Linked DNA regions of Homo sapiens: region 2 is linked to region 1. A link is an interaction called in ENCODE POLR2A ChIA-PET data of the cell type or tissue named here. Cell type or tissue: MCF 10A. All regions are shown on one strand. Links, peaks and the distances in the headings refer to the core of each region. The heading gives the core; the rest is flanking DNA.

Evidence for each region. ChIA-PET counts read pairs that join two places held together with the same protein. Peaks named below come from ENCODE experiments on the same cell type or tissue, not always from the same donor. Only the 100,000 strongest peaks of a DNase experiment are listed, where the experiment ranks them.
Region 2: POLR2A ChIA-PET joins it to region 1 with 6 read pairs; 1 of 35 experiments calls an interaction of 5 or more read pairs at or near these places.

What each region holds. Positions count from the first base shown.
Region 1 is chr1:211,630,827-211,635,218 of GRCh38, forward strand. No RefSeq gene overlaps it. Among named protein-coding and RNA genes, the nearest start is that of NTRAS, 6.8 kb to the right of the region's middle. RefSeq lists an enhancer at 1,527-2,102. In MCF 10A, for the core only: no CTCF peak of the experiment used is centred there; DNase peaks (open chromatin) are centred at 2,195 and 2,515.
Region 2 is chr1:209,923,916-209,928,307 of GRCh38, forward strand. No RefSeq gene overlaps it. Among named protein-coding and RNA genes, the nearest start is that of SYT14, 12 kb to the right of the region's middle. In MCF 10A, for the core only: no CTCF peak of the experiment used is centred there; a DNase peak (open chromatin) is centred at 2,406.

The sequences.
Region 1 (4,392 bases), core at 124-4,123:
ACCAGGGGATTGCTGGGTTTGGACCCAGTGGAGGATGCAGCTAAAAAGGGGGCCCTCCAGAGGCATTGGGGAATGGGGAGGGAGTCAAAATGATCTTCCTGGCCCAGAGCCAGAGAAGTCCCATAAATGTCTGTGGGGGTGGAGCATGGCTGGAGGGCAAGGAGAAGAGAGTGGAGGGGGTGAGATAAGATGACTCTGTGATGTACTTACATGCCGACGTTCCCCAGCAGTGCCAAGTGTGTAAGGCGTTGCTCTCAGAGCTACTATAATTATATCCCAAATGGAAATAATAATAATAATTCCCTGATACATGTTGCCACTAGAGCCAGGCTGTTGAAAGAGTGGGAAGAGGGAAAGAAACTCCCTTTCTTCCAGAACAGCCTGTCATGCTCCCAGATCGTTATTCCTAGGCCCGGTCAGACCCAGCTTCTTTCATACTGATTCCCCCACTCCAATTCAGGAGACTTTCAGGGTGCAGGGGTAGGGGTGACAAGAAAGGAAGTTATCTACACCGGTCTAAGCACTCGCTGGCGGATCCAGAGGCAGGGGGCAGGGTCTCTGGCCCCATCAGGAGAGGGAGCTGTGAACTAAGCCCTTTGTGCTTTTTCTTGATCTTCCTTGGGACAGGGCTGGCTGGGTTGTGGCTACTGCCTGTGACTCCAAATCAGAGGAGGCAACTCTCGCCCATAAGTATGGACCCCAGCCTCATCTTCTACCTCCTCTTATCCTCTCCTAACCCCAGACAGACAGCCAATGTCGAGAAGAGAAGCAGAGGAGGCTAAGTGGAGACAGCAGGCAGACCCTTGTCCCGACCCCTTAGTGACTGTCCTTACTCCTGGGTTGGGATGTCGAGGCAGAGGCCAGGAAGCCCTGGGAAGACACACACACATAAAATGGAAGTCAGCATCAAACCCTTGACTTTTGATCCATCTCCCACGGCCAAGGCTCCTTGTAACTGAGATGGGCAAGGGAAATGGAAGATTAAGAGAGGGAGGGGCTAGGCATTGTGGCTCACCTCTGTAATCCCAATACTTTGGGAGGCCAAGATAGAAGGATTACTTGAGCCTAGGAGTTCGAGATCAGCCTGGGCAATGTGGAGAAACCTCATCTCTACAAAAATTAGCTGGGCATGGTGGTGCACACCTGTAGTCCCAGCTACTTGGGAGGCTGAAGTGGGAGGATTGCTTGAGCCCAGGAGGTTGAGGCTGCAGTGAGCCAAGATCATGCCACTGCACTCTAGCCTGGGAGACAGAACAAGACTCTATCTCAAAAAAAAATGAGAGGAATGACCTCCAATGCCCTGATGGAGAGAGAGGAGGTAACCGCGCAGACTACTGAGTTTCCGCTGCTGAGCTCATTGGCAAATTTTGACCTTGGCCTTGGCAGACATGCCTGCTGTGGGCAGTGGGGCCTGTGGACAGAGGAGGGCAGGAACAATAGTTTATAGCTTTGTTTTGTGGGAGGAAGCAGCATTGGGCCCAGTTCCTGGAGACTGTCCAGTGAGCTAATAGCTGGGGCACATTGTTGGCTTCAGGGTAAAAGCACAACAGAGGTTTCTGTGTGGGCCCACCACAGAAACCACCGATAGTGCCCCATATACAGCTCTACAACCACATTCTCGCCCAAGCTCCACACAGTCCCCCGGGGCCTTGCTCAGAAAGGCCACTGCCAAGCAACGCATCTAAGCGCAGTGTGCTTTTGAGGCTTGGAAATTCATGGTGGCAGCTCTGCCACCCGCAGCCAGGCTGGTGGCTGCCGAGGCCTAGAAAGGACAGGGCATCCACCAGGCTAGGATGGGAAGGCTGTGAGTAGGGGTGAGCCAGGAGTCAAGGTTGGAGGAGCTGCTCCAGGCTGCGGTGGGATCAAAGCTACCATAGCCCCCCGACATCCCCGACCTGGCTGCTGGTCAGTAGAGGCTAAAGGAGGCTGCCCGACATCGCCTTCCTGTTCCTCCTCCTATGGAATTCCCCTCGGCAAGGGCCACCAACAGCACAGCCACCCCGTGCAGGGGGCACTGCCAGACAAAAGCGCTAATGGCTGCAAGCAGAAGTTGCTGCCAGTGGAGTCTTGTGCCAAGATAGGTACTGGCAGCCGAGGTACCCTTGGGCCACACCCTGTGCAGTGGGGATTGTGGGTATACCATCCCAAGCTGTGAGTTTTCTGTGGTTTTCCCTAAGAAACCACAGGCTCTGTTACAGGCCTGGGATTTTTTCCCCTCCTGCTGCAGAGTCATGCGTCAGAGGGGGTTCTCTGAAAGCCATCTCTCCCACCCCACCCAGAGGGAGCCATGTGGCCTGGTCCCGGAGGAAGACAGTGAGGGGGCAGGCTTCGTCGGGCTGTGCTCCGAGGCACGGGCCTGTATCTGTGGCTGGACAGGAGAGAAGGTCTCCGCTGGCAGCTCACTCAGCCCCGCAGCTCCTCTCTCCCCACATGGGAAATGCAGCCAAGGCCACAGGCCTGTGCCTGGCTGGAGAACGCTCAGTGTTGGCAGCATGCTTGAGAAGCTTGGGCTGTTCCCCTCACCTCTGTCTTGGGAAGCTTCCAGGGGAAGCTGTCTCTGGGGGAAGGGCTCCACAGACTGTGCAGTTGGGTTCAGAAGGTGCAGAGCTCAGCCACTGGGAGCTGGTGTCTCAGCCCAGCCACTTCCTACGTGTGAAACTTGGGTGAGCCACCTGGCCTCATCAGGTCCCAGCTTTGTCAGCTGTGGATTGGGGAATGTCAGCCTGCACGGATTAACTAAAACCATACCTATAAAGCAGCCCTTAGTGCCTTGGCAGCACATAGGGAGGGGCAGGAGGAGGGAGATGAAGAGATGAACTCAGACAGGTCAGGAGGTCAGTGGGTGGAGACTAGAGCCAGAAGGAGAAGCAGGAGAGACCGCGAGCAGGAGAATGCAAGAGCTGGGAGATGCGGAGCACACGGGAAGCGAGGCAGATGGGACGATCTTTCACGGCAGTCATCATTCATTCATTCACTCATTTAACACATATGTATTGAATGCCAGCTGTGCAGCAGGCCTTCTGGACACTTGAGTGAATGAGGTAGTGCCCCTGCCCTTGGAGCCAAGGGCTCTGTGATCCACTGGACCCATAGAAGATGGGTAGCTCTTACTTCTGGGTCCCTTTCCCACCTACACACATATCTCCAGGGGAGACTTTTCCTCTGGCATCAATAAATGGAAAACTATTTCACTAAAAAACTGTCATTACATCAACCTCTCCAGTGTCAATGTTTATTCCATGGGCAGTTCCCACGGCAGGGTGAGAGTGAGGCAGCAAGACCACAGGCAGTGTGGCCCCCAGGGCTGCCAACACTTGTCCCTGGAAAGCCTTGTCTCTACTCATAAGGATCTGCTCTTCTCCTGGCTACCCAACTCCCACCCCAAAATGCCCAGGGCCACAGACTGGAGAGCAGAGGGAGGAAACCCTCAGAGATCTAGGAACATGGCAGGAGCAAGAGCCCAAAGCTTGGAGACAAAGGCAGTATGGAAGATTGCGGAGAACCCTGGAGACCAAGACAAGGGTTCTTGGTTGAAATCTGGGCTCTGACACTGACAAGCTGTGTGATCCTGAGTATGTATACTCTCTGAGCCTCAGTTACTTCACTGTCAGATGAAAATCGCATTTCCCATGGTAGCCATAGGAGCTGAAATGTCTGTGAGTGTGCAAGCCCCAGCGTCAGAATCCAGCTCTTTATAAGCAGAATCAAGGGAAAGAAATCTGTATCTTCCTCCCTGAAGACACATGCACAATTAGCTGCTGCCACAGGCATTCAGGAGCCCATTTCCAGGGTGCTCGACCACTGCCAGGCCTAGCAGCCTGGGCTTCCATACTGTAGGCAATAGGGCTGGCCTCAAGAGTTGGAGACCAGCCTGGGCAACATAGTGAAACCCCATCCCTACAAAATTTAAAAATTACCCGGGCGAGGTCACATGCCTGTGGTCCTAGCTTTTAGGAGCAGGGAGGCTGAGCTGGGAGAGTCACTTGAGCCCAAGAAGTCAAGGCTGCAGTGAGCTAGGATGGCACCATACCACTGTACTCTGGCCTGGGCGATGGAGCAAGACTGTCTCAAAATAAATAATAACTATAAGAAGGCTGGCCTAGCTTTTTGTGAGAGTGATTACCACCCTCCCCCAGGCTGCTGAACTTGCATAAAAGAATGGGTTAATATTTTGCCCCCAGGAACCTTAAATCTGCATAGCCCTTTTCAGTTTCAAAGTCTTTTCTCATTCGCTACCAACACCGCAGAGTAGATAGGGTAGGCATTAGTAAACCCATTATACAGATGAGGAAACAGAGGCCCAGAGTTGTTAGAGAGTCCCAGGGTCACTTGGCCAGGGAAGATCCCCAGAGTTGCCATTCAGTTCAGGGCATTTTCTACCAAATTGTGCCG
Region 2 (4,392 bases), core at 252-4,251, 1.7 Mb before region 1:
TGTATCTCATCCTGAAACTTCTCACTAAGGCTTCAATTTTTTATTATCCTCAATAATCTAATTACATTTCTATTTGGATATGCTGTTGTGTCTCAATCATCTCTCATGAGGAATTTCTAATTCCCATATTTTTGTGACTAGCACCATTATTTTGGTCTCCTATGCCTATAACATTAGAACTAACTGCTTCTTATCCTCTACTTAATCCTTTGTCTATTTTGTCACTGTGTATATTAATTATGAGTCTTTTGGCTTCAAGTGACTGAATTTGAAACTCCAGCTACCTTAAGAAAAAAAAAGGGATTTATTGGAAGGATCCTGGGTACCTCATATAATTTAGAAAGAGAAAAAAGAGAGAGAGACAGCTGCAGGAAACTAAAGCAGCTCTACACACCTCAGGAACTGGAACCAGCAAAGTGGTGCCACCAAAATGCACTCTTTCTGTTTCTACCTGGATGATAGCTATACTTTCTGGGTCTTTTCCACAAGGCTGGGATTCTAGTAGTAGACTTAGGTCACACCCATTCAGCAGCATCTGCATTTAAAAACTCAGTTTGGCCTCTAGTTTAAATTCAGCCAGTCTCAGGGGGCATTCTTAGTGGTACAACTTGGGTCATGTGCCTATTCCTTAGAATAATCACTATGGGTAGATGGATGCTGTACTAAGTAATTGGCCCAGCCTGGATCATGTGCTACCCCTGGGGCATGTGTATGTGTAAAAGAGAGAGAGGGAGACAGAGAGACAGAAGACAGAGCCAGAGAGAAAGAATAGGATTGGCAGTTGCATTCATTCATGTCCTCTAACAAGCAGATGCCAAACAGGATTAAATGTATAAGGATTTTATTAGATATACTTAGACATATACAACCTATATATCTGTGTAAAAGGATATATATATAGGGAGGGTGCTGGAAATGGCTGGGAAGCCATCAGACCATGATGCAATCTGACTCTAAGTGAAGGTAAAAGAGAGAATAGTTTGGGTCTAGATTGCTAGGCAGTCTATAGAGGGTTCTGCAAGATTATCAGGTAGTTCCTGAGGCAAAGTTGCTGAAAGGTAGTCTCTTGTCTTCCTGGAATGGAGCTCCCTTGGTGTCCCTATCACACTCAGTTACTGGTGGCAGCAACCTGTATGAGATGTGGTCTCAGTGCATACATGGAGATGGATTTCCAAGTGCAGCAGCTGAGGCCCTTATTCAAGTGCGCTCTTTTTGGTAGGAGTTCTACCAAGGGCATTCTCATGGCTGCACCTCAGTCCCCTCCATAATCATATGGCTGGAGTGGGAGAGGGGCAACTTTTGGAAAATAAAGGATATATTTTTCTGGTCAGATAAGATAATGTCCAGTACACTAAGTATCGTCAAAATTCTTTTAACATGCCTCTCCACCTAACTTCCTTTCCATGCTTACAGCTGCTCTCATTGTCCATGCTTTCACCATCTGATTCTTGGACTACTGTGGCATCTTCTAATTAGTTCCTGCATTTATTCTCTACTTTCTTGAACTAATCCTATACTCCCTCTTATAATTTACTGCCCAGAATGTCACTTCGAACATATCACTTTCTTGCTAAAATCCTTACAAGATTCTGGGGGTCCTCAGTCTGCCATTCAGCAATAGTAATATGACTCTTACAATTCCTCAGTTCTACTTCTTTACTCTTGAAAATCTCCTCATCTTTCAAGTACATCATGTTCATTTCCATCTCAAGCTTGTCTTAGAATCATTGACTCTTAGGCAGAAAATCTCTATATGAGCATTAATTTCTCTCCACTTTGGCTTCTTGGACCTTTGGGAGATTAGAGGTGAATCACTGAAAATTAAAGCTAAAGTATAAATGAGGAGGAGTGAGGCGAGAGAAACCTAAGGTATGGGCCCTATGACAAAACTAGCATGTGGTCCTTAGGATTTTGAGAGCAGGAGACTGGGATACAATGAAACCTGCTGGAAAGTTAGACTGTGGGAGAGAGAGGGATGGGGAGACTGGTACAGGTTCCAGGATGGGTCTTTGGCAAGAAGAAAGCCTACCTGGGAAACCACTGGTTTCAACTATCTGAAGTGCTTCCACCAACACAGAGTGGAAAAACCCCCAAAAAACAAACAAACATAAAAAATGCCAAGTAAGGAGGAGGGGAAAGGGCTGGCAGCTTCCCAAATCTGCCATCCACCTAATGCTTTTGTTGAGTCGCCTGTTAGCATAATTCTCTTCCAATAGACCTTGTATGTAGGCTATGATTACAATCTGGTTTAATGTGGTAAAAAAAAACCAATTATTATGCACACTAAACCAAGAGAGACCATTCATGACAGTGATAATCTCGGCACTGGGGCTTATAACAAGCACAGATCTCTTCCTGTACAGCTGCCACCCACTGGTTTTGGCTCTAACCATCGTGACCATACTGAATAAGCCTGATCTCTTTTCATCTGGCAGACATTCAAATATTTGAAAACAATTATCATGGAGTCCCTGAGTCATTTCTTTTTCAGACTAAACTTTATCAGCTTTTTAGCCTTTTTCACATAGAATATAATTAGAAATATCTTGCCATTGAATTCACTCCAGGTATTTTTTTTTTTTAACCAGGGCAGGGAAGACTGGGATTGCTGCTGTCTTTTTGATAGATAATAGGTATCTAAAATTGCAGTCTAAAACCACATTAATAATTTTAGTAGGCACCCCATATATACAAATTGAACTTACTCTCAATTAAAACTCCACGTCCATTCTACCTGTGCTGCTTCTGGTCTAGGTTTTCCCTATTCTACTTTCATTCATTTATTGAAGGGCTTTATTGATGATTTCTTATTAATTAAATACATTTTCACTAATGAGGGATCACTGTGGGCTTGGCACTGGGAGTAGGGGAAGATTTAGAACTGCTGAGATCCTCTCCCATTGCTGTGACCCGGGGGAGCTAGAGATGGTAGGAATCCCAGGTCAGGACTAAGGCTGAGGTAAGCCAGGAACCTAGGGTGCAACACTTAAGGAGGCACTCACTGTCGGGTTGGTGCAAGCGCAGCACAAATAGTGTATTATTCTGGACAGAGTTCTTATCCAATCCCCTCTCTGGTTTATTGTTTAGAATAAGCTGAGAGCATAGCTCAGGTGGGTCAGTTGCAGGTTTTGGACATTTTAACTACAAACCAAAGTTTTACAGTTTATATTCTGCATTTATATTCATTATAGAATACATTCGTACTCTGCACAAAGGACCACACAAGCATATACCGTTATTTAATATACAATGAGGAAAATCATAGTTGATATGTGGTATGTCAGGGTGAGAGAATTCAGAATATAAGACGGGTTTTTCCTGGAGCCTCCCTGACAGCACTGTAAGGAGGGATAGGAGAAGTATACATAGAAATCCAAATTTTGCCCCCAGTTTGTAGGGTGTTTATGCTCAGAGTCCTCCTGTGGTTTTTGGATCCTTGATGTCATTGTCCAAATTAAAAAAAAAAAAAAACTATGACCAGGCTCCAGATTTCTCCCATCTGCAGAGATATAGCTCAGCACATTAAATGACTTCCCATTGACCAGCACCAATAGAAAAGCCCTACATAGAAAATTTGGAGAAAATAAAGAACTTCATCTGTGATTATATAACTAAGCCTCAGACATAAAAGAAGGCTAAATCAAAAGGGAATGGCCCCTAAGAGAGAACAGTAAAACCCTTTCCAGGAAAACAAAGAGAATGAGAGCACAGACCAAGGTGGGTTGAATACACACTTCCTCCCTCAGACTGGCTTGCCCTGTCTGGCTCAAACCAATTCTATTTAAGGAATTCCTCATTTAAGCCTCCTCAGTGAAAGGGAACCAGGAAGATGAATGAAACAGAGTTACTAACTTAGGGCTCAGTTTAGGGCCCATTCAATTATGAAGAGACACTCTAAATATAATAAACATAAATGCAAATATCATGAGAATTCTTACCTCTGATGGAAGGTAGGCTTGGGAGGCATCACAGAGGAGAGAAGCCATTCGAACCTTTACTTTCAGAATATATTTTTATATTTTTAATGTCAAAACAAAAATTAATATTTTCCAATTGAGACTCCTCCATACCCAGCATATTCCCAAGAGGCAAACTTTTATAAGTTTCTGTTTTTAGTTCTTGCGATTATCACCATATGCTAAATAATATAATTCTATCAGCTGGGCACGGTGGCTCACGCCTGTAATCTTAGCACTTTGGGAGGCCGAGGTAGGCGGATCATCTGAGATCAGGAGTTTGAGACCAGCCTGACCAACATGGTGAAACCCTGTTTCTACTAAAAACACAAAAATTAGCCGGGTGTGGTGTCGCGTGCCTGTAATCCCAGCTACCCAGGAGGCTGAGGCAGGAGAATCGCTGGAACCTGGGATGCAGAGGCTGCAGTGAGCCGAG